Linked DNA regions of Homo sapiens: all the other regions are linked to region 1. Evidence: chromatin contacts called from ENCODE Hi-C or POLR2A ChIA-PET data. All regions are on one chromosome and are shown on one strand. The core of a region is the stretch at or near the end of the contact, and the rest is flanking DNA. Distances in the headings are between cores, read along the strand shown.

Region 1 (4,850 bases), core at 2,230-4,729:
TGGTAAGCCATTGGGAAAGTGACTTATTTTCATGCTATGGAATCATAACAGAAATGAAAATCAGCTAACTAGATACAGTATACATGTCAATTTGAGTGAAGCTTACAAACAGGGTTGAGTAGAAAAAGGTTGAAGAATTACACTGTATGTAACCAATGATATAATTTTTAAAAGCTGGCAAAAAAAATACTATGTATTGCTTAAGGATACCTACACAGAAATAGAAATGCTCAGGAATAATAAACACTAAATTTAGGATAATGGGTACATCTTTGGGAAAGGGAGGTGTTGCAATATGGGAGATGTACAGGTAGCTCCAACTATGTTTGTTTTTCTTTTTTCACAAAAATCAGATAGTTTTATGTTGTAAAAACATTAGTTATTTGTCAAAGGTTATGTTCTTCCGTCTTCATCTGTCACCAGCTGTCAGCATCTCCTTTAAATATCGGTTTTTTCTTCATAATGACACCTGCATGTGGCTCGTTGGCTGTCCAGATATGGTTTACAACCTAAATGTATAACACTGTCAAACAAGAGCTCCATTGTTGTTTCACATGCCTGAACATGCTAAGTTAGTCCTAGTGTTTTCTGTACTTCTCGGCAGATCTTGGAGAGGCAATACTGGAATTTCTCATCACAGTCATTCTTGCTTTTGCCACAGTTCTCATAGCACCTGTCGTGTTAGTTGCAACACTTTGTCAGGGAAGGGATACCAATGTTAAGATGAACGCCAAACAGTGGAGAGCCACATCCATTCGGTGGGGAGGGTTTATAACCATAACGTGGGAAAGGCTTAGATCCGTCACTGCATTTATACTGGCAGAGACCGTCCTCGCCTCCCAGGAGGTCCAAGGCGGCGTTCAGGTACGTGTCTATCTTATGAACGCCGTTCCGGATGGTCTTCAGGGTGGCCCTCCAGTCGGTGGTCTAGGCCTGCTCCAGGCACCTGATAACAGCGGCCATGAGGAGGAGCAGGAGGGTGAGCGCGGGGCGCGGGAGAAGGGCCAACCGCGCAGCGCCGGGCTCTACGGGTCCCCGAGCCGCGGCGGGGGGCGCGTCCCCAAAGAGCCCCCGGGAAGCGCTAGGCAGCGGCGCGGGCCCCGGGGTTGCAGCCGCCAGCTCCATAACCACGCCTCCTTCCCGGCTGGCAGGCAGGGCCTCGCTGGCTTTACGTGAACCGCCTCGGGGAGGCAGCGCGGTCGCGGGGACGCGCCCGCTCACCTGCTTTTTTTTTTCCCTTAAACTGGTAATAGATGTCCATGTAGTTAATTCACACAACAAGGAACTATTGAGTGCCTACTATGTACCATGCACTGCTGTAGACACGAGACACTTGGAGAAGCAATAAAAAAATTTCTCCTTCTGGAGCTTGCATTCTAGTAAATGTTAAATATTGTGTATCTTTGTTTATATCTTAAATGTTTCATTATAAAAATTTTTAAATAATTTTAAAAGGAATGAGAAATATGGATGTGAAATCTCAATTTAAATATGGTAATGGGCAGGGCATGGTGGCTCACGCCTGTAATCCCAGCACTTTGGGAGGCTGATGTGGGTTGATCCCCTGAGCTCAGGAGTTTGAGATCAGCCTGGGCACATAGCAAAAACATGTTTCTACAAAAAAAAAAAAAAAAATGCTGGGCATGGTGGCACGTGCCTGTGGTCCCAGCTACTCAAGAGGCTGAGGTGAGAGGATTGCTTGAGCCTGGGAGGTGCAGGTTGCAGTGAGTGGAGATCGCACCACTGCACTCTAGCCTGGGTGACAGAATGAGATCCTGTCTCAAAAAAAAAAAAAAGAAAAAAAGTAAGCAATCAGGAGATGGAAAAGCCCTTTGTCCAAGTAAACTGGGAGATCGCTAACTAGAAAACATAATTTAAAAGTTCAAGGCATAGGCAGGAGAGGAGATGGCAATGTTTTAGACAGAAGAAACTAATCCAGCAGTTTAACTTTAAAATACATTTTAAAACTTTTTTTCCTTTCTCTTGGGTTTCAAGATACAACCTTGAAGCAAACTGCAAAAGCCTTTTCCCTTAGCTGTAAAATAGACCCCATATCCCTCCCTTTCTCACTGTATATACTCCCTTCACATTTATCTTACTGTATGCTAGTATTTAATTATCTGCCTTCTGAGAAGTTCCAAGGGCTAATCTTGAGACAGACAAACCAAGCCTGGAGACACAGCTGCAAAATTCCAAAGATTACTTCAAGGTGGCTAGTCAACAGCGGGGCCATTGTGGAGATGAGACCAGCCCACGCTCCAGGTAGGCTGGGACCCAAGATAGCCACCAGAACAAGACACACAGACGTTGTACTCTGTACAATTCTTGCATGCTTCCCATATCAAATTTTCCTTTTAAGCCGTTCTCTTTCCCCCCAAAATCGAAGTGGTTACTTTAGATGGGAATCTGGCCACTTCCCCATTACTCCGCTCTCGGTTTTTTTGTTTGTTTTAGTTTGAGACAGGGTCTCACCTTGTCACCCGGGTTGGAGTGCAGTTGACAGCTCATTGCAGCTTGGACCTCCGGGGCCACAGCGATTCTCCTGCCTCGGCCTCTCAGTAGGTAGGACTACAGGCACGCACCACCACACCCGGCTAATATTTGTAATTTTTTGTAGAGACAGGGTTTCGCCATGTTGCCCAGGCTGGTCTCGGACTCCTGAGCTCAATCTCTTGTTAACTGGACTCTGCAAGCCGCAGGGAGAAACGTGCTTTCCTTAGAAAACTAGACTAGAGCATATTTACTGATGCTAAAGAGGTTGGTTTTGTATTTCCCTGGGCAAATAATTCTCTCTGAGCCTCCGTTTCTTCTAGAGATGATGTCCATCTTGCAGGATTGAGAACTGGTATAAGCTCCATTATGAAAAGTGACTGACACAAGCTTGGCAGAAAACGGGTATACTCCGTTTCTCTCCTTAATATCCTCCATGCCATTTGATTGCACAGCAGGGTAGGCGAGTGAGAACTTAGTGTTAGACTCTGTAAAGTATTTAAGATGTGCAGCGAGCTCTGCCTGTCTGAAGTTTTCAACGGACCGGAAAAGGATACTTTCAGGTGCTGAATTATTAAGAAACATATGGTGGGCCCCATTTCCATTTCCCCAGGCTTAAAGGACATGGACAAGCAGGTGAGCCCCGCCCCTGTCTCTCTTCCAGGGCGGAGCTTGGGTAGGCCCCGCCCTCTTGCTCGGTGGGGCGGGGCGAGGGCTGGAGGCGGGGTAGGTCCAGCGAGCGAGCGAGCGCCCAGCGCCTCGGGCTGAGTGAGGGAGGAGGTTCGGTGGAGAGGCTGCAAGTGGGCGAGGGCTGGGCGCAGCGACCTCATTGGAGCCGGCCGGTGGACGCCCCGGCGGAACCGCCCAGAGTTCCTGTCCTGCGCTACCTACCCGAACGCGCCTGCGCGCTGCGAACCCCGCCCCGGTGTCACCTGTTGGAGCCCCCCGCCCGCGTAGCCGTGCACATGCGCACTGCCGGCCGCCGGCCAGTGGGGTCACGTGTTGCGCGCGAGCCACCTCCCCTGCTGGCGCTTCCTGTCGCTACCGCTGCGGCCCAGGGCCCGCGGGAGCCCAGGGCGGTGCCGGGTGAGACAAGGCCGGGGTTTGGCTCGGATTCACCGCGAGGTATGCCGCGTCCCCGCCCCTCGGCGTGGGGAGTTCTGGGGACCGCGGGGGTAGATGGAGGCGGCGCGGGCGGGGCAGGGCGGCGCGTCCCGCAGCGCGGGAGTGGGGGTCCCGTGTCGCCTCCCCCTACGGACTCCGTTGCCCACCTTCCGTGAGGCCTGGCTGTGTCATCGGGGCCGCAGCCTTGGAGTGTCTGGCCTCGCTTTCACCTGAGCCGGAGTCACTCCCGAAATCTGACACTCAGAGTCCCCCGGAGCGCCCGCCAGCTCCTCCGCCCGCTCCCCGCCGCCTCCACGCCCGTCAGCTGGTCTCCCCGCCAGCGCTGTGGCGAGATGCGCCGGCTTCCTGCCTTTTCCCCCTACCTTCTGTGCACCTCCCCTTTGGTGCCAGAATGGGGTTTCTGAAACACCGATACGATCCCGCCACTTCTTTCCCAGCGCCCTCAGAATAATGCCCAAACGCTTTTCGGCTTAGAGGTTTTCATATTCTGCCGCTTGCTCACATTTCCACCTCGGCTTGTGCATTCAGGCCTCACCGCTTATGCCCCAGTCATACCAGGCCTCAGGTTCCATTGTACAGGCCAAGCTGCTCCCCACTTCAGAGCCGTCAAGTGTTCCCTCGTCTTGGAATCCTATTTCCCTCTTTCCCCCAACTTCTTTGCGTGACTCAGCTCAGGCGTCACCGCCTCGAAGGAGGAGCCTTTTCTCCCAGGGCTGAAGAAGGGGTCACCTCAGGGCACCCATGGCCCCTGGGGCAACCCCGTGTAGTCCACCTCCACCCTGTAAATGGTCATTGAAGGCTGAGACCGTCTTAGGTTCATTTCTGCGCTCCCAGTGCCCAGCGCAAGGTCTGACACAGGAGGTCCTGTGAATAACTGTGAGATCTTTATGGGAATCAGAATGCTGAGCCAGCTTTCTCCAGAGCTCAGCTGTGAGATGGAACTTTGATGACATGTCCTTGGATGATGAAAATGTTCTGTGTGTGTGCTGTCTGGTCATAGCCCCTCACCACATATGGCTGTTAAGCACTTGGAATGTGTCTGTTGTGGCTGATGGACTGGATTTTTAGCTTTATTTCATTTTAATTCATTGAAATTTAAAATTAAATAGCCAGCTGTGGCTTCCATAAGCACAGCTTTAGAGCCTTTCTGAATTCTACCCAGCCTTCCACCCACCCTGAACCTAGAGTACTTCCCTGAATGTGCTTTTTAAATTTGAGTCCGTTCAGAACATTCC
Region 2 (4,850 bases), core at 2,351-4,850, 960 kb before region 1:
CCAGGATGGAGAGGCAGGGTAGGGGAGAACCAAAGTCACCTGGGTGGCCGAAGCTTTACCAGGACCTCAGTGTCCATTTGGTGTCTTGTGTGTTTCAAGGACTGAGCTTTCTCCCTTTGCCCCTCACAGAAATTAACCAGTTTATGTGCCCTGAAAAATTCCCACTTCCACCCTCTGGGTTCGCATGCTGGCTCAGTCACTTACTAGCTGTGTGACCTCTCTGCTGCTTAGCTTACTCATCTGTAAAATGGGATAAACACAAAACCTGCCTGATGGAGATGTCGTAAGGATCAAAGAGGAAAAAGAATTTAAAACATTTAGAATGGTGCCTGACCCCCAGCAAGTATACAATAAATATTGGCTATTGTTGTTATTTTATGTGGTTTTCTTTTAACTTTTTCAAGTAAATATAACTTACCTCATGCTTGTTATGTGTCAGGCCTTGTATTTATCCTCTGAAGACAAAGATGAGGAAGACATAGTCCTCCTAGGGGTACAAATCCTTCAATAAAGGCAGAAACAAGCATTGGTCAAATGTGCCCTGTGCCAAGAATCCAGGAATGCAGGAGAGCGGGCTCCTGTCCTCCAGCAGCTCACAGAGTGACGAGGGAGACAGTTGCATAAGCAGACTGTGGCAACACAGGGTGGTCAGGGCTGCGGCAAAGGGAAGCCCAGGGACTGCAGGAGCCCGGGGAAGTGGCCCAAAGTGGGTGGAGGCTGAGAGGAGCCAGAAGGACCTCTGCTGAGGGGACTGTTGAGAGACAAGGATTTGCCCACTTTGGCAACTGGCATCCTTCTCCCTTGGGGAGGTCGGGGGATGCCTGGGCTCAGTCTTGATTCTGGGTATTGGAAAGCCATCAGGGTTTTGTGAACAGGGAATTATGTTTGAATAATAGTAACAATAACTAACATTTCTCATGCAGCTACTATATACTGTATGCTGTGCGTACACAATCTCATCTCATATCCTCACCACAATGCTGTGAGGTGAGTACTATCACCTTTCTCATTTTTCACATTTAGAGCCACAGAGATTGAGTTGCCCAAGTTCACATAACTAGAAAGGGAAGGAACAGACTCAGACCCAGGCAGTCTCACCCACAGGCCCATGCTCTCCATTTCTCTCTTTTTTCCTTCCTTCCTTCCTTCCTTCCTTCCTTCCTTTCTTTCTTTTTCTTTCTTTCTTTTTTTTTTTTTGAGACAGAGTCTGGTCCTGTGGCCCAGGCTGGAGTGCAGTGGCGCGATCTCGGCTCACTGCAACCTCCGCCTCCCGGGTTCACGCCATTCTCTTGCCTCAGCTTCCTGAGTAGCTGGGACTACAGGTGCCCGACACCATGCCCGGCTAATTTTTTGTATTTTAGTAGAGACAGGGTTTCACCGTGTTAGCCAGGATGGTCTCAATCTCCTGACCTCATGATCCGCCCGCCTCGGCCTCCCAAAGTGCTGGGATTACAGGTGCGAGCCACCACGCCCGGCCTCTTTTCCTTTCTTTTCTTTTCTTCATCTGCTGCCTCTAGACTTCGGCCCACATACTAATCTTACAGTTGGAATGAACCTCAGAAATTCCTTATCTCTTCCATTTCCCAGATAAGAAAGTGAGACTGGGAGATAGGATTGACTTTCCTAAGACCACAGAGTGGAGGAGGAGGAGGGACTGAGTTGGATAGGTCAGTTTGGGCAGCAAGACGGGCTTCTATCTTTATCCCACAGTCCCAGGCACCATTGTGCTTGACACAGAATCCAAACTCCCAGCTGTGGCCTACAAAGCCCTGGTGATCAGGGCCTTGCCAACTCCCTCCAGCCTCACCTGAGGCACCCACTCCTTCCCTGTCATCAGGCCCCGGCCCACCTTGATTGCCATTCCCTTTGCCAAGAATGCCCTTCCGCCTGATCTTCATGGGTCAGGATCCATCTTGCCATTCAGTGAAATGTCACCTCCTCTGTGAGGCCTTGCCTGATCACCTCTACAGTTACCCCCATTGCTCTCACCTGGGTCTGTTTTGTTTTTTCCATAGAAGTTATGATGACCTGAAATAATCTTTTGTTTTCCTGCTTTTGTGTGTATCTCTTCCAACTAAGACATAACTGCAGGAGAGCAGGGAGGAACCTTATCTGTTTCCACTGTATCCTTGAGCCTTGAAGGGCGTTTGGCACATATAGGTGAAAGGACGCCTGCATTTCGTTGTCTGTGTGCTAATGGTCTGTCTCCCCACAGGTCAGGGACCTCTCCGGGGCTGGCACCATGCCTGATTCACCTTGGTACCCGCAGGCCCAGCACAGGGTTGGCACAGAACAGGGCCTGAAATGCTTGCTGAATGACTGAATGAACAAGGGACAGGAGGGGTGATGATGGCAGGAGCACCGTGCCGGGCTCTCTGGGGATCTAAGTCCCTTTCTGGTGGGGTGGCCACAGATATTGCCGCTGGGCTGCCCTTTGGGGGACTACGGCTCAGGAGGCTGCTGAGGAGACAGGGTGGTTTCCAGGCCAAGGGCTAACAGCACCTGCCCATCCGCGAGGGAGGTGAAGGGGCAAGAGGGGAGGGAGGGTGGACCTAACACTGGCTCTTGGCACCTGCAGGCCGGTTGTTTTGAGTGGCCAATGCCCTGGAATCTCATTCTCTAAAGAAGGTTGTGTGGGTTGGACCCGGCTCACAAGTCTGAGGCTGAAATCGAATCCCAGCTCGCTCTCCGCACCCATTCTCCCCAGTGTGGGTGAGGCGGGCTGCAGCCCTCCAGAGGAAGAGGTGCCTTCTCCTTCCTGCAGAAGACAGCAGGGGCGGACAGCGCGGGCCTAGGTGCGCGGCCCCTAGCGGCAGGGATGGCATCCCTTCCGTGCCCTCCCCTTCCCCCCCGCCCGGCCCGCCCCACAGACCTCGTCTTTCTCCATCACAGCGAGGATTCCTTGTCTTCCCTGCGGGCCCCCCCTGGTTGCCCCTCTGACTAGGGGCCTGGAGCGTACTTAACGACGATGAATAGTCTGTGCACCAGGCCCAATCCACCTGCCTCACGTCCCCATGATCACATGAGCGTGCAACATGCACAGATGCACATGGCACGGAAACCAAACCAGCCACAGGGATTTATAATATCCCAGCCGGAGCCCATGACAGGTGCAGGGGTCCAGCCCTGCGCCCCCAGCTTCTCCCTGCTCATCCACATCTTGGGATCTCACCCCTATCCCTCCCTCCCCCGCCCCACGCGCACACTGCACAGGCCTGTTCGTCCTGTAACATCATTTCCCCTCCCGCCCAGGCTCACTCCTAGACATCCCTCAGCCTCTGATCCGCCTGTCACCTCCTCCAGGAAGCCTCTGCTGCTTCCTCTGGACCTGCTACCTCCGTGGTGAGGGGCTCGCCTGGCCCATCCCTGCGTCTGCAGAGCCCAGCACTCAGGCGAGCCCAGAGCAGGGCCGTGGAGCGCCCGCTGAGAGAAGAGTGGACGAAAGACAGGAGGGAGGAGGGCGAGGAGGCGGCGGCAGGGGGAGCGTGGGGCGGAGGCGGCAGCGGGAGGGAGCGCGCGCGCTGGCGGCGGCCGCCCAGGGCCGGGGCCGCGCGCCCAGCCTGAGCCCGCCCCGCCGCCGAGCGTCACCGAACCTGCTTGAAATGCAGCCGAGGAGCCGGGGCGGGCGGCAGCGGCGGCGGCGGCGGCGGCGGGGGCAGCGGCAACCCCGGCGCCGCGGCAAGGACTCGGAGGGCTGAGACGCGGCGGCGGCGGCGCGGGGAGCGCGGGGCGCGGCGGCCGGAGCCCCGGGCCCGCCATGGGCCTCCCCGAGCCGGGCCCTCTCCGGCTTCTGGCGCTGCTGCTGCTGCTGCTGCTGCTGCTGCTGCTGCAGCTCCAGCATCTTGCGGCGGCAGCGGCTGATCCGCTGCTCGGCGGCCAAGGTGCGTGCAGCCGGTCTCTGACTCGGCTCTGCTCCGCCCTAGCCACCAACAAAGCGCGGCCGGGAGGCCGGAGCGGGGAGGGGTCCAGAACCCGGGGCTATCGGGGGCTCCCGGGCGGACAGGCTCCACGCGAAGCGGCTATTCCTGAATTTGCCCTCGGCCCCCCGCCCCCGCGGGCCTCGGTGTTGAGGGCTCTGCCCTCTGGGCAGCGGATCTTGGGGGAGGGGTGCAGGGGGGCTTGGCCAGCGGGGAACTTTGCCGGAGGGGCGGCCATTCATGGTTCCGGATGAGCTGTGTGATTCTCGCCGTTGGGGTTTATTTGACACGCGCGCTCCGCGGCGGTAATGAGCAGAGCCGGGCGGCTTCTCCGCTTGACAATGCGTTTCCGCAGACCCCTGCGCGCGGCGGAGAGAGAGGGGGCTGCCTGCCAGGGTGATGTGCCTGCGGCTCCCACTGCGCCTGGCGCGCGGGCGCGGGGACTCCCTATGGGCTGTATCTGAGCAGATCTCTGACTATGGGTCGCGTGTGCGGGTGAGTGCGTCTGAATGGAGGGTATACCCAGGTCGTGTGACACTTTAAGTAGGTGCCTGGTCTCGCCGTGCCACCGAGCGGCCCGACATCCACGGAACCCCTGCCATCGTGCCCTCCCTTTGGATGGAGTGTGCCTGAAGCCCCCGGGGTCTCCATAATCGCCCCCTTTCCTCCTCCCCAGCGGGTCCTTCCGGGTGGCCCGGACTGCATGGTGGGGAGTGGGGCCGAGTCCGCTGATCCAGCTCACGCTCCCTCCCCCTCGCAGGGCCGGCCAAGGATTGCGAAAAGGACCAATTCCAGTGCCGGAACGAGCGCTGCATCCCCTCTGTGTGGAGATGCGACGAGGACGATGACTGCTTAGACCACAGCGACGAGGACGACTGCCGTGAGTGGCGGGCCAGGGAGCTCAGACCCGGGGAGAGAAAAGGAACGGTGGGG
Region 3 (4,850 bases), core at 1-2,500, 850 kb after region 1:
AATTTTATGTCCGCGCCGGGTTTTCCAAGGCGGCCCCGGGGGCAGGCTCTGGTCCGGTGGCCGAGACTCCGGCGCCAGGGTTTGGGCGGCGCCGCGGCCGGCTCCGGCGGGCGGGCAGGCGGGCGGGGCCAGGCGGGGCGGGGCGGGCGTGGGGAGGGAAGTTGTGGAAGTTAGGGGAGACGCCCGCCCGCCCGCCCCGGCCTCGCCTGCGGCCGCTCCCTCCGCCTCCTCCCCGCCCCGAGCCCCAGTCAGCCCGTCTTCCTTCCCCTCCCTTGCATGATGGAAACACCATGGCTGCGGCGGCCCAGCTCTCTCTGACACAGGTAACGCCACACGCCCGTCCGCCGGGCTTGGCCGGCCGGTGCCCCCTCCCCCACCGCCCTCAGCTTCGCCGACTTCTTGGCTTGTGGGCCAAGCAGGCAGCTTCTTGGCTTGTGGGCCGGGCGGCCGGTGTGTGTGAGGGAAAGCGGGTGCGACTGCGGGAGGGCGCCCTCCGGAGCCGGAGCCCCCCTGCGGCCGCCGCGACCTCGCCCAGGGTCGTCGGGCGCCTCCTGCCCCGCCCCGCGCGGCCCTCGCCGCCCTCCGCGCCGCTGCCGAGTGGACTGTGACCCGGCCGCGCTCTGCCGGTGCCGGGCCGGCTCCCGCGGGGCAGCTTTCACCTACCCAGGAAGTTTCCTCCCACAGGGCCGCACGCATCCCAGGTGAGCTCCTGTTGAGCTCGCGCGGGCCGGCCGCACCCCCGGGCCGCACGAGGCTCGCCCGCCAGGCCGGCTGCGCGCCGCCCCCAGTAGGAGTTGCCTTCCAGAGCCGGACGCGCAGGCCCCCCAAGCCAGTCTTTCCTCTCCAGACCTGCCTTTCTCCCAGGGTCCGACGGAAGCCCTCCCTTCCCAGAGTTTAATGTAGTTAGCCTCGCCTCCAAAGAAGTCTCATCCTACTCAACTACCCACTCTGCCGGCCCCTTCCTCCGTTCAGCCTCTCCCCCCTCCTGATCAGGTTTCCTTCTGGGTCAGACCCCCAATGCAGCCTTTTGCCACCCACGTCTGCTTCCACTTCAACTTCCCCTCGGGGGGCTCACGCCTGATCGCTGTCCAGGTGGATCCCTTTAACGGGTGTGGTGGCTCCGCCAGTCTTGGTGCCAGGAACGGCCTCCCGGGGAGCACTTTTCTTGGGGGGAATCCTCAGCAAAACCTGTTCTCGAGCTTCCCTCTTGCCTCGTTGCTTCCTGTCAAAGTCCAGTCCTTGTGCTTCTCAGAAAACCTCTAAACATCACTCACACTGGGAACCTGGTCCCTCCCTCTCTGTAAAGAAGCCAATTACAATGTAAACATGGTGTCCGGGATGATAAGGTGACAGACACCTGCCAGTTCCTTCCTGCTCCTGTGACCCAAACTCTCCCCCGCGTCTCCTCAGACGGTTCTCTCCAGAGCTGGTGGCGCGTGCTTCCCGATTGGGGCCCATCCCGTCTTCCTTGCCTGCATTGTGGTATCTCACTGCCATCTTGTACTCCTTGGCCTAGATTCGTCGGTGCTTCTAAGGCTTTAGCGCTGGGATAGGGCAAACATTTCGGCAGTGGAGTTTTCTGTGTTTAAAATCAAGAGGCTTTGGGGTGCTTTGCCTAGCACTGTAGGATAGAGAGAAAAAAATGTTTTCTCAGAAACCAGGAGTCACGTACATGCTTCATGTAAAATAACTAACCCGTGTTTGCAGGAATTCTAAGTGTCATAAGGAAAGTCTATTTCCCAGTTTTTTTGATGGTGGTGGTGGTTGTCCTGTTCTGACAAGCAGAGAACCCTTTAACATGGAATGTGGTGGTTTAGTCTTGGTTATGTATGTTTGGAAGGGTCCTCCCAAAACTCAAATTTGAACAACTACAGCACTGACTTTTAGGTATTCACTTTCTGTGAGTCTAGTTAGTGACTTGCATTAAACAAGATCCCTGTTGGCAGGCTGTTGTTTTCTGGCTCTGTTGGCCAATTCTGGCAGGAGTTTTCCCTTGAAGATTTTGTGCTCTTAAAGACTTCCGTAAAATTGCTTCTCAGTTGTGTGCATACTTTATTCTCTCCCTGGGTAATACCATGTTTTTAGCTTCTATTTACATCATTCATCTCTGGAGAATTGCTTCAAGCTCTGTCAGTTTTATAGCCATTTAAAAAATTTACATATGTTCTTGGGTTATATATTTAGGTATTAATGTGTACACAGTAAGTACGGAATCAGTAGTAGCTATTATCCTTCAGTGCCTCACATATGAGATAATATACATTGGTGGTTAATTTTTATTGATAATTCAAATAAGTAAATTCAGAATATTCTGATTTTAAAACATGAAGAGGCAATAAGAGGGATTACGAAGGCACACGAAAAAATAACATTTCCAGTTGCTAGTATACCCTAATGTGCCTCCTTGTTACTTCAAAACTTTGCAGATTTGTGGTTTTTAAATTTAATTTAATTTTTTTATAACTGCCTGAGCCCAATACACTAAGATAACAATGCAGCCTGGTTTCACATTCATTACTGACCCGTTTGTCATCCTCTGTTCCCCCCACCCTGCCCACTCTCCCAGCACACACATTTAGACATAGGCATACTCAAGTGAGAGCTCATTCAGGGCAGGGACATCTTTTAATCCATCTTTCTCCCATGGTACCTATCTGGAAGAAAGTAATTAATAACTGTTGTAGGAATGACTGAAAGCTCTAAAGGGTTCTATAACAGTTATGGAGATTAAACATGCTCAAGTTAATTTCTGCTTCTGTTCATATGTTGATGATTTTCATTCAGCAAATATTTTTATAGTACCTATTATGTACTAGACATTGTACTGGGATTATCGTGTTTATAATTTCTTGCCTTTACCAATTAAGCAAAACTGAGTTTGGGGAAAAAATGTGAAAAATGTTTTAGCTTATGCCTTCCTTCCTTTTTCCAAGCTTGCCAACCAACCCTTCAACTCCCCAGCCACCAAAATAAATTATCTAAATTATTATAGTCTAGCTTCTAGAGATGATAGAATGCTAGAGTACCAAAATGTTAGTTCCAGTTCTGCTTTGGCCACAGCTAACTGTATGGGTTTGGGTTAAATATCCAGGCCTCAGTTTTCTTAACTTTAAAAGAGACTCAACAAACATTTGCTGAGCATTCAGTATGTGCTAGGAATTACTCTAGGTACTGAGGATATATATACTCATGAACAAAAATAGTTAACAATTCTTTGACCTTGGAGACAAAACCTGGAACTTATTTCTGCTAGAGGAGTTTGAATTAGCTGATCTAAGGACCTTTCCAACTTTTAAGATCCTGTTTTATAGACAGTGTTCTATGATTTATAGACCTAGTGGACTTTCTCTGGGTTCTTTAGTGCTTTACAGCCTTAAATGTTTTCTAATTCAGTTGTCTTTACTAGGTGTTCTGTTTACTTCTTGTCAATGAGAAGTAAAACCTGAGGGAGAAAGATCTTGATTTTTGCTTCTGTTGGTAGATTAGAAAAAAAGCATGTAATACTTAAAAAAAAAAAGTTTCCAATAGTCAGTTTTACTCCCTAACGCCCATATCCCTAATAATAATAATACTGTTAACTTCCCTTTGGGAATTACTATATGCCAGGAATTTTACTACACTTAGAATCTAACGATATGTTTTACAAATTAGAGAAGCTAGTAAGTAAGCTAGTAAGTGGTGAATCTACGATTTGAACCAAGGTCTGTAGGACTTCAAAAGCTATTTCACTGTTCTTCTCTATGTACTAGATGCTTGGCCTATCCAACGCTCCCTTACATTTTTTGTTCTTTTTTTTCGGCATATGCCATTGTCTTAAGTAGTAAGCCTCTTGAGGATATAAGCCATGGTTTTTGCCTCTGAATCTCTAGTGCCTTTGATAATATCTTGGATGATACAATTGTGTGTTCAAAGTTAGTGCTATTGATGATAAAGGTTTTATTTTACTGAGATAGGATTTGAATATTTAAAATAGTCTTTTAGCAATTCAGCTTTATACTGGTTTTCTTGCTTTAGTTTAGCAAGAATTTTTTTTTTTTTTTGTTTTGTTTTGAGACAGGATCACACTCTGTCACCCATGTTGGAGTACAGTGGCATGATCAGGCTCACTGCATCCTCAACCTTGTGGGCTCAAGGGATCCTCCCATTTCAGCCTCCTGAGTAGCTGGGACTACAAGTGTGCATCGCCATGCCCAGCTAATTTTTAAAATTTTTTTGTAGAGACAGGGACTCACTCACTATGTTGTCAGATTCTTTTTTTTTTTTAAAGTAATAAAAAAGCCCTTAAGTAGGGACTTAATTTTAAAAATCCTAGTATATAAATGGTATAACAACAGTTCTAATGCTTTTTTTGTTAAATTACAAGAGTGATATAACTGTATTACAGAAAACTTGGAAATTAGAGGAAAACATCTCCCATAATTTCACAGTTTGTAGTGTTTATTTTCAGTTTCATTTTTTAAACAAGTACGCAGTACAAGTGCTAATAAACATATCATCTTAGTAGTCTGGTTTAACAATTATGACAGTAAATACAGGTTAGTTTGAAAATGACAACATGTTCTCAGAAGCAGAAAAGTGATATTGTTCTCAACATGACAGATATTTGAGTTCCTACAATGGGAAAGGCACATTAATGATGTTTTTCTTTATTGCCTATAATTATGGTTCGATATACTCAGGAAATCTCTTGAGAGAGATATCTAACCCTTCTCAAAGATGGCTTGAAATGTTCAGCACTTGGGAGAGGTTGTCATAGTTAAAATTAATTAGGAACAAGTTCATCCAATAGCAAGTCTCTCAGGAATAATCTAAGAGTGCATTCCTTTGTTTTCACTCTATTTGCAGACAGA
Region 4 (4,850 bases), core at 1,480-3,979, 830 kb before region 1:
TTCTAGATTAGAGACAATGGCAATTTGATTTAAAAAAGTCCTACTTAAAAATTTCTGGAGTGAAGCTGGGCACGGTGGTTCACACCTGTAATCCCAGCACTTTGGGAGGCCGAGGCAGGCAGATTGCTCGAGTCCAGGAGTTCAAGACCAGCCTGGGCAACATGGCGAAACCCTGTCTCTATAAAAGATACAAAAAATCAGCCAGGCATGATGGTGCATGCCTGTGGTCCCAGATGGGAGGCCAAGAGCAGATCACTTGAGGTCAGGAGATTGAGACCAGCCTGGCCAACATGGTGAAACTCCATCTCTACTAAAAATACAAAAATTAGCTGGGTGTGGTGGCACATGCTTGTAATCCCAGCTACTTGGGAGGCTGAGGCGGGAGGATCCTTTGAACCCGGGAGGCAGAAGTTGCAGTGAGCCGAGATAGGGCCACTGCACTCCAGCCTGGGCAACAGAGCGAGACTGTCTCAAAAAAACCAAAATAAAACTGTGGCTCAATGAAGTGAACAGAATTGCCCCAAATTATAGCTAAAGACTTGCAGATCCAGAATCTGCAACTACATTCTACCAGACCTCAAAGTCAGGGCTTTTCACCAAGTGTGACATCAATGAGTGAGTGTGAAAGATTATACATTTTACCAGTCTAGAATCTGAGCGACAGAAGGAATCTCATCTCTCATCTAACTCCCAATTTACAAATAAGGTAATGGAGGTCTGGGGGAGGTTGGTTGCTTAAGGTTATGCGTAGGTGACTAGTGGTACTATTTGAACTGGAGTTTGAATTGGTACCTCCAGATTCCTACAGACTGTGCTATGGATGGGGTTGGAATAAATAATCTTGAATATTCTTTCCAGCTTTCCAATTCTAAAGTGCAGAAAATCCCTCTGATCTTAAACCTGGGTGGGGCCCAGGCCTGCCTGAAAGTCAGTGACCATCTGACTCTGAACTTGGCAAGTGAAGACAGGTTCTGTCAGTCCTCACCTTTCACCCATATACTGGCTCAGCTCATACACACAGGTTGACAGGGTGGAAGCATGTACCAGGCTTATGCCACAGGCACAAAGCCCCTTTTTCTTCCTCCCTCCTGCCACGTGTAGATAATCTCATTTTCATGTCTTAGATGTTTGCACAAAATGTAATTTCACAAGAATCACTCGATCCTCCTGAGAGGGTGAGGGTATGTAGTGATGACGTTGGGTTAAGTGGTCCCAGATGCAGAGAAAAACAACCCAGCAGCTCGGGTGAGGCCTGTGACACAATGTTCCACACATGGGGAAGAAGCCTGGCCTCTAGCTCTTGGAGTGTGGGGAATCCCTGAGGGCAGTTTGGTGAGAAATAAGGTGAGAAGGGTCTTTGAGACAAATTTTGAACTTGGCTCCAGGAACTGAGTTACTCACTCAGTAAGTTAGAAGTTAGTTTAGGTTTGGTTTAGAGGGTGAAGAAAATTTCTAATATTGAAGAAGGAGATCTGGCAACTCAGACGAAAGCGGAGTTCGAAGGCTGGAAGAACTGGAAGCTGGATTTAAGAAAGTACTGGGGGAGGGAAGGGGAAGAGGATTTACTAGGGCTCTTTTCAGAGGGGAAGTCGATTCTGGGTGAAGTGTTTCGAAGGCAGGGTAGCCAGTGGTGAGGAGGAGAAGAGAAATTTGGGTGGACCCTGGATCTGAGTATGATGGAGTGTGGATGGGGTACTGAGGGTGGTGTCTAGAATTCTGTGAGGGTGAGCTGCACTTACAAGGGGTACTGTGGGTGAGGAAGGATATTTTGAGGGGAGGAACCTGTTGAGGAGGGCTTGGAGAGAGTGAAAGGTTTCCGGGTGAACACTGGATTTAGGAGATTAAAGATTTAAAAACATGGGGGAGGGTCAGTTGAGGACAAGGGTGAACACTTCAGGGCTGTGCTTGTGGGGGCTCATGGGGGGTGAAAGAACAGAGTACTGGAGAAATGGGAGGTGGGGCTGAGGGTCCTGAGTGACAGGGGTGAAGGCGGTGCTGGGAGAAGTTAAGGAATGGTAACCATGATGTATTAGGAATCAGCCTACCCATATTCCGGGTAGGAATGTGAGGCAGTCATTAAAGTACTTCAGGAGACACCATAGTCGAGGGATTACAGCGGCGCTGGAAATATGCAGGTCTGGCATTTTTCAGGGAGAAGAGGACTCAGGATAGCTGGCTGGAAGTTAGGTTAAAGGAGAGGGAATCTGAGAAGCGTTCAAGATGGAGAATCTGAGATAGCATCGAGGGGTTCTGGAAGAGAATTTGAGGGTTCTGAGGTTCCTGTGCTAGGAGATTGTGAAAAGTCCCAAGACTTCCAGATTAGGGGCTGTGGCAGCCTCCATGGTAGGGGCTTGGGGGCGGAAACGGGTTCACTAGAGGAGTCATGAGTGACTGCAGTCAGGTTGGGGCCGATCCTGGGACGGCGGCGGGCGGCGGGGACCCGGAGGCCAGGCTCACCTGGGCAGGCTGTCCTGGTAGTGCATGGTGGGCACGATGCTGCGCTGCAGGTACTGGCCGGGCCCGGAGCCGGCGCTGAGGGGCCGACTGGGGGCTCCCGGACCAACCGCGGGGCCCCGGGGCCAGGCGCGCAGCAGCAGGCGGGGCACCATCGTCCCGGGAGCCTGCGGCGGCGAGAACGCGGCAAGTGGGGAGTTCTGGAGTCTAAACACAAGGCCGCCGCCGCCGTTAGCGCCCAAGACACTGCGTCAGGACTCCTGAGGCACTTCTCCGCCCGCAGGCCACTTCCGGCCCCTGTAAGGCCATCGGCTCCGCCCCGGACTGGCTCCTTCCGGGCAGGGGCCGCTCACTGACAGGCCCCGCCCACTAGTAGGCCCCGCCCGGAAGGGGGCCCCAGCCTCCGCGCTGCTCGTCTCCCTTCCCTTCCCTAGGAGGCGGGAAACCGAGCGCCGCAGCCGCTCCTTCCCCTTTTTTGGAGCAAGACAGAAACTGGAGTTGGAAAAAAAAAAGAAAAGCTAAGAAACGTGATTGGAATCTGATAACCCAAAATTTGATCCAGGCTCCATCCTTGCGAGACTGTGGACTAAATTTTAAACCTCTATTTCCTCACCTAAGAAGTAGATAGATCGTAATGATTCAAAGTACCTCCCAAAATTCTAGATATGAGATAAAGATAACATGTTATGCACAGTGCATGGTGCTTAATAGGAAAGCAGTAAACGGTAACGGATGTTACTGTTGTTAGTAATCCGTGCTGAAGGTCATTGACATATAATGACCCTGAACCCTGCACAGCTACTGCCCTGCCAGCTCACCTGAGTGGATGGATATTAGAAAGGATTTGTGCAGGAGTTGGAAACCTGGAGTTTCCCGCTGGCCACCACTTCAGTGCAGAAAGCCCCTTCCGAGCGGAATCCCCTCTGCCTGAACATCCATTCTTGGCTTGAGCATTTCCAAAAACAAGAAGCTCACTGCTAAGAGGAAAGAAACCCTTGTCCTCCGGCTCTAGGAAGTCTTCCGTGTTCAGTCTATTGGAAGAGGCTTCCTGTCACCACAGACCACCTCCAAGATTCCTTCCAACTCCTGACTCTAAGATTCCGCTACTTGAACATAGATCTATCATCCCTCATCCATCACAAAACAGCTGCAGAACAGCCCACCACGCCCCAATCCCTGATCTTAGAAGTAGCTGCAGGATTAAGTAGGCTCTACTCCCATTTTACAGAAGAAGACAGGGAGTTACCAAAAGACACACAATTATGCTGCCTAGCTTGAGGCACAACAGAATTCCATTTTGGGAACAGAACTGCCCTTTAGCCGTTTGGGGCAGCCAAGTACATTCTGTCTGTTCCATAATTGGCTAAGCAGAGCCAGAAGCTGGAGCACACCAGAAAGAGTACTGGATTGGGAGTCAGGAGACCGGACTTTTAGTTTCAGCTCTTTGTTATCTAGTTAGGTGACCTCGGATTGAACAGGAAGATCACTAACCAGCTCTGGCACTCATTCAGTGGTGATCACAAATGCTTAACCCATTTCCCGTTTAGAAAAAAACAGCGCAGCTTGCTGCCAGCTCTTATTTCTTAGGGCAAATGGGAAATGGCTTAAGAACTAAGCATGAAATTCAGAAACACTGAATATCGAATCCTCCTCTCTTGAGGGGAGAAAAGGCCCAACTGGCCCAACTCCAAAACATCGGTGCCATTTGCCTGTAGTGTATAAGGCCAGAGGGAGAATATAAAACTCTTTCTGAAAATGAGCCATCTCCTCTAAATCCTGATCATTTTCAGAGCCTTGATACCCGAGGCAAATATCGAGATCTGTGTAGTGCTAAGGGGATCAGAGGACCAGGAAGAAATAGTGGGCCCAGTAGAAAAGCAGCGGCTCTATTCTAGAGACAGAGGGCCAAAAGATTGAGCCCATCCAATCTAACAGCCAAAAGAGGGACGTGAACACCTTTGGTGAGTGCATGGCCAATGGGAGCAACTCTAAGCCTTTAGGCTGGTGTCCAAGGCCTTCTGAATTCTGACCCCTACCTACTTCTCCAGCTCCCATCATGTCACCCCAAAATACTCTATGCCAGGGGTGTCCAATCTTTTGACTTCCCTGAGCCACACTGGAAGAAGAATTGTCTTGGGCCACACATAAAATACACTAATACTAATGATAGCTAATAAGCAAAAACAAAACAAAATTGTAAAAATATCTCATATTTTAATAAAGTTTACTAATTTGTGTTGGCCTCATTCAAAGCCATCCTGAGCTGTGGGTTGGACAAGCTTGCTCTATGCTGTAGTAACACTGAACCACTTCTCATTCCCATCCTTTTCCTTACTCTGCGACTTATTTATTTATTTATTTTAGCTGTCTCTGCTGCCTGGAATGTTCTTTCCATG
Region 5 (4,850 bases), core at 1,210-3,709, 750 kb after region 1:
TTAGTGAGAAATATGATACTTCCTTCCTCTGGCAAGGATAATATTTTAGGGAATCTAGTCTCAAAAAGAAGGATAAGCATTGAGGGGGAAAAAAGTATTTTTTTAAACCCTATATTTAGCCAGCAAGAAAAGAGATATTTGTCCAAGTATTCAAAAACTGAAAGGGCAACAAAGCAGAAAAAGGATACATGAAAAGAAGAAAAAGAGGAAAAAGGAAGATTCTTTCTGGGCTAGGCATTCCCAAGAACCTCAGCTGGGGGCCTCTCCAGTATGGTCCTAGATTCAGATCCACACAAATTTGGGATTTGTAAAGTAACTTAACTGCATAGTGTCACTCACTGAAATCACTCTATCTTGAATAGAGTTTACGGGATTTTCTGATTATCACATCTACTTAAACCCAATATTACTTTTCCTTTATCTAAGCCATGGGTTTCATAATTCCAGAGTTTTCAGGACATAATATTCAGTTGCCTCTCTTTCATGCCCACCTAAAGACAATCTTGAACAATGTGTTTAAGACTCATTAAGGTTTAGTCTTTTTCCCTTTAAAAACTATGTAGAGAAAGAAAGCTGATAGTTGAAGGATGATGAAAGTAATACTTTTACTCTTGCAAGCTTGCCTTTAGTAACTCACAACTTACACTTTTCTCCTTCCTGTAGTGAAAGCGAAGTTTAGTAGAAAAAGTCAATAATTTGGCATCCTGATTCCATCACTTAGTGCTATGTGATGTTGAGCAAATTGCTTTAAAAGCCTGGAGCCTCAGATTTCAAAACTGTAACTGGGGATATTAAATGGAGATAATGAATAACCACCTTGCAGAGTTATTAGGAGTGAAATGAATTAAAGGACTCACCAAGCTAGTATATAAGCTCCAGAGAAGAGGAACAGTGAATGTCTTTTTTACTGTCTATTCTTGCTGGCATGAAAACGCACATAGCAGCTCAATAATATTTTTTAAATGAACAAATAAATTCAGTGTCCCCTTTCTCTCATCAACCTTAATCCTTCTTCCATAATCATGTTTTTCTTTCTGTCTTCTATTATTTTCTAAAGCTTTCTGGGCATTCTATTTTGTCCTCTTATGTATTTTCTTCCCTCATATCGGCTATCGTCAACTATACACCATTCAGAGAAAGTACCTTTCTAAGTAAGTTATCTCCCTAATACCACCTACTCTCCATATCGAATGCGATGAGGGTGGAGGGGATAGTCAAAACATAAGATTCAAGGCCGGACGCGGTGGCTCACGTCTGTAATCCCAGTACTTTGGGAGGCCGAGGCGGGTGGATCACCTGAGGTCAGGAGTTCAAGACCAGCCTGGCCAACATGGTGAAACCCCGTCTCTACTAAAAATACAAGAATTAGCAGGGTGTGGTGGCGCATGCCTGTGATCCCAGCTACTAGGGAGGCCAGAGGCAGGAGAATCGCTTGAACCCGAGAGGCAGAAGTTGCAGTGAGCCGAGATGATGCCATTGCACGCCAGCCTGGGCAACAGGGCGAGACTCCGTCTCAAAAAAAAAACCACACACACACACACACACACACACACAACCACGTAAGATTCACAGCAATTCATCTACTTTTCCACGGCCACCAACTCATGTTAACAACAGTGAAGCCCTGAACCCAGAATGTAACTGTAAGGGGACACTGCACTATCACTTGTCTCTCTTCGCTGACAAGAGTCTCGCGTGTAGGAAATCCTTGGCTCTCAAAAGTTAAGGCGTCGTTTGAGCTCGCCTCCCGCTAAATAGAGGGGTGCGTCCCTTGAATGAGACACACAACCTGAACCGACTGGAGGGATTTCGGACCCCCTGGTGTTGCCCGAGGGCTGGTCACTTTTGGACCTGTCCCGGCTCCTCTGGCCACTCCTCCGAGGAAGCAGAGCTCTTCAATCCCTGGAGGGAAGCTAAGGGGTGCGGCCGGCTACAGGGCCTTGGTGGGACAGTGTAAAGTCCATGACAACATATGAAGACAGCATGAACCGCAAGACTGGACCTTTTAAGCCATGACTACGATCACCCTTACCCGCTCACAACCATGCTGGACCCCACTACCGCTTAATAGCGGACCCTAAGAAAGAAACTTGGCTCACCCCCAACCCATAAATCAGACAGCTAGTTTCTATTTATTGGCTGCGCCCCTCTCTCCCTCACCCTCATTGGCTATCCGAGACGTAAAACCCTCCCCAACAAGGGAACCCTCGCGTACGGCGGCACCCCCAGACTAGCAACCTCAACTCAGCCACCTAAAACCCCGGTCCCCCACCTCCACCCAGGAAACGCGGCCCCGAGGCGCCTGGAGCTGTGCCCTCCAAGGACTCACCGTGTAGTAGGAGAGCAGTCCTGCATTGTAGTCCAGCACGAACCAACGGTACTGCCAGCCCTTCATCACGTTAGTCCATTTGCTCAGCGGCCCTTCCATGATGGACGCCATCTTGGGAGCCGCCAATGACAACAAACGGCCTGACGTCACTCGCCTATATGGCATTCAGCATGCGGGGGGCGGGGCCGCAGGGGGCGGGGCGGGTCCTGGGCGGGTCCTGGGCGGTGCCGGCAGATGCTCCAGCGATCAAGTCAAACACGCTTTCTTAGGGCGCCTATTGTGTGTAGGACTCCATGCCACGGATGCGAGAATGCAAACGTGAATACTGCTATTAAGATTATTTATAATCTGTCATGGGATTAGAGTAAAGAAAAAAGATTATGAACATATTAATAAATAATTTTACTGGCCATGATACCTTCCACTTCCAAAAGATTTCATATCTGATATTCATTTATGCATTCATTCCACAAATCCATTCATTTAATAAATATTCGCTGTTTTGTGCTAGGCATTCTTCTAGACATTGGGGATACAACAGAGCCTTCATGACAGGTGAGGGGAATGGTAAAATAAATAGTAAATTATATCGTACATTAAAAAATCATAAATGCTATGGAGAAAAACATAAGCAAGGAAGGAGAGAGCGCTGGGACTGCTATTTTAAATTCCCAAACAGGGAAGGCCTGAGTGAAAAGGTAACTTTTAAGCAAAGACCTGAAGAAAGCGAAGGAGGGAGCCTGGTGGAAGAGCCTTCCAAGACGAAGGAATAGCAAATGCAAAGACCAAATGTTAGGAGTGAGCGTGGCATCTTGAGGGATCAACAAGGAGGTCAGTGTGCGTGGAGCAGTGAGCCAGGGAGAAAGTGGTGGGAGATAAGGTCAAAGAAGTAGGGATAGATCACTAACAGCCTACAGGGGCAATTTAAGCATTTATTGGCTGGGCGCGGTGGCTCGCACCTGTTATCCCAGCACTTTGGGTGGCCGAGGCAGGCAGATCACTTGAGATCAGGCGTTCGAGACCAGCCTGGCCAACATGGTAAAAGCCCATCTCTACTAAACATACAAAAATTATCTGGGCGTGGTGGCGCACCCTGTAGTCCTAGCTGAGGCACAAGAATCACTTGAACCTCGGAGCCGAGATTGCATCACTGCACTCCAGCCTGGGTGACAGAGCCAAATTCTCTCTCACACAAAAAAAAAAAAAAAAAAAAAAAAACCAAAGGATTTATTGACCACCTACTATATCTAGGCACTGTTGGAGGTCCTGGGAATACAGCAGTGAATAAGCTCTCTCAGAGCTTAAATTCTGTGGTGAAAGCAAACACTAAACAAGTAAACAAGAAAAATATCCAATACTGATTAACACTGCAAATAATTTAATAAATTATTTTAATAGGAAGTCAGTGGGTAGCTAATTTATAGGGGGTGGTTATAGGGCAGGCCTCTTAGGAAGTGGCTTTAAACTTAGATATGGAGGATAAGAAAAGGCCAGCCGTGCAAATATCAAGAGAAAGAGCTAAAAAGGAAACTAAAAGATGAGGCACTAGCTGGAAACGGAGGTGTGGTCAAGGGAAGGGCTTTCTTTGTCCTTTTTTAAAATTATTATTTAGATCGAAGACACTAGAGAATATTACTTTGCTGATTTTCAAGAGAGGGAAAAACTGGGGACATCCTAGAGAAAAGAGAGAATAGCAGCAGTGAAGCCCTTCATAAGATTGAGACCTCTTTTTGTGTTGGCAAAACACTGGAATAAAATACAAAAAAAGAAAGAAAGGAAAAGACTGAGACCCCAAGCCCAAGTGCAAAGGTTGACTTTTGATACTAGCAGAGATACTTTATCCAAAGTAACAAGAAAGAAGAGCAGAGAGTATGGGTTCAGATGCCAGTGGATCAGTAGTTAGATGGTATAGAAATGAATGAGTTTCTGTTTTTTTTGTTTGTTTTGTTTTGTTTTGTTTTGTTTTTTTGAGATGGAGTTTCACTCTTATCGCCCAGGCTGGAGAGCAGTGGCACGATCTCGGCTCACTGCAACCTCCACCTCCCAAGTTCAAGAGATTCTCTTGCCGCAGCCTCCCAAGTAGCTGGGATTACAGGCGCTCGCCTGGCTAACTTTTGTATTTTTAGTAGAGACGAGGTTTCACCATGTTGGCCAGGCTGGTCTCAAACTCCTGACCTCAGGTGATCCACCCACTTCGGCCTCCCAAAGTGTTGGGATTACAGGTGTGAGCCATTGCGCTGGGCGGAGTTTCTACTTCTAGTTGAGGAGAGGCTCAAAGCTTAGTACTTAAGAATGTGGATCCTGGTGCCATAGTACCAGGGTTTTAATATCCAGATTCATCACTTAGTAGCTATATGGCCTTAGGCAAGTTTGCTAACTTCTCTGTGCCTCGGTGTCCCCTTCTTTAAAATGTGAGTAACAATAGTAGCTGTCTACAAAGGTTGTTTCAAGGATTAAGTGAGCTCCTATGGGTAAAGAGCTTAGAACAGAGCCTGGTAGATAGTAAGCACTCAATTAATAT

The links. Hi-C counts contacts between places; a loop is a spot of excess contacts on that map. ChIA-PET counts read pairs that join two places held with the same protein, here RNA polymerase II (POLR2A). Pooled maps may share reads with other maps.
Region 2: a map of B cell shows a loop between it and region 1 (14-fold over the local background). The contact joins the promoter of LRP8 here to the promoter of CC2D1B in region 1. A Hi-C loop is called at or near these places in 4 of 168 maps with a recorded cell type or tissue (B cell, CD8-positive, alpha-beta T cell and ascending aorta), 4 of 37 single-sample maps with no recorded cell type and 11 of 50 pooled maps.
Region 3: a loop to region 1 is called in a map of B cell, with 14 times the contacts of the local background. The contact joins the promoter of EPS15-AS1 here to the promoter of CC2D1B in region 1. A Hi-C loop is called at or near these places in 3 of 168 maps with a recorded cell type or tissue (B cell, CD8-positive, alpha-beta T cell and naive thymus-derived CD4-positive, alpha-beta T cell) and 10 of 50 pooled maps. POLR2A ChIA-PET finds 5 or more read pairs at or near these places in 1 of 52 experiments (activated B cell).
Region 4: a loop to region 1 is called in a map of B cell, with 32 times the contacts of the local background. The contact joins the promoter of CPT2 here to the promoter of CC2D1B in region 1. A Hi-C loop is called at or near these places in 4 of 168 maps with a recorded cell type or tissue (B cell, ascending aorta and naive thymus-derived CD4-positive, alpha-beta T cell), 3 of 37 single-sample maps with no recorded cell type and 17 of 50 pooled maps. POLR2A ChIA-PET finds 5 or more read pairs at or near these places in 1 of 52 experiments (H1).
Region 5: a loop to region 1 is called in a map of naive thymus-derived CD4-positive, alpha-beta T cell, with 7 times the contacts of the local background. The contact joins the promoter of OSBPL9 here to the promoter of CC2D1B in region 1. A Hi-C loop is called at or near these places in 1 of 168 maps with a recorded cell type or tissue (naive thymus-derived CD4-positive, alpha-beta T cell), 1 of 37 single-sample maps with no recorded cell type and 9 of 50 pooled maps.

The regions. Positions count from the first base shown.
Region 1 is chr1:52,364,834-52,369,683 of GRCh38, reverse strand. It overlaps CC2D1B (coiled-coil and C2 domain containing 1B), which reads left to right and starts at 3,479. Exons shown (of 25, transcript NM_001330585.2): 1 at 3,479-3,615. It also overlaps the pseudogene PLA2G12AP1. RefSeq lists silencers at 878-957, 1,018-1,117, 3,100-3,729, 3,770-3,879 and an enhancer at 1,238-1,287.
Region 2 is chr1:53,326,820-53,331,669 of GRCh38, reverse strand. LRP8 (LDL receptor related protein 8) reads left to right here and starts at 3,600. Exons shown (of 19, transcript NM_004631.5): 1 at 3,600-3,881; 2 at 4,678-4,797. The coding sequence starts at 3,758. LRP8-DT (LRP8 divergent transcript) reads right to left here and starts at 3,437. Exons shown (of 3, transcript NR_131923.1): 1 at 3,295-3,437; 2 at 419-502. RefSeq lists enhancers at 3,164-3,393, 4,444-4,553 and silencers at 3,464-3,663, 3,734-3,883, 3,934-4,103, 4,619-4,850.
Region 3 is chr1:51,514,672-51,519,521 of GRCh38, reverse strand. EPS15-AS1 (EPS15 antisense RNA 1) reads right to left here and starts at 1,250. Exons shown (of 5, transcript NR_183651.1): 1 at 1,076-1,250. It overlaps EPS15 (epidermal growth factor receptor pathway substrate 15), which reads left to right and starts at 256. Exons shown (of 25, transcript NM_001981.3): 1 at 256-323. The coding sequence starts at 291. It also overlaps a transcript of OSBPL9 not described here. RefSeq lists silencers at 33-222, 373-842 and an enhancer at 73-1,001.
Region 4 is chr1:53,194,703-53,199,552 of GRCh38, reverse strand. It overlaps CPT2 (carnitine palmitoyltransferase 2), which reads right to left and starts at 2,729. Exons shown (of 5, transcript NM_000098.3): 1 at 2,458-2,729. The coding sequence starts at 2,609. RefSeq lists a silencer at 2,386-2,745.
Region 5 is chr1:51,614,701-51,619,550 of GRCh38, reverse strand. OSBPL9 (oxysterol binding protein like 9) reads right to left here and starts at 2,459. Exons shown (of 24, transcript NM_024586.6): 1 at 2,330-2,459. The coding sequence starts at 2,440. LOC105378719 (a long non-coding RNA gene) reads left to right here. Exons shown (of 3, transcript XR_947339.4): 2 at 2,841-2,884. RefSeq lists enhancers at 946-1,853, 1,854-2,762.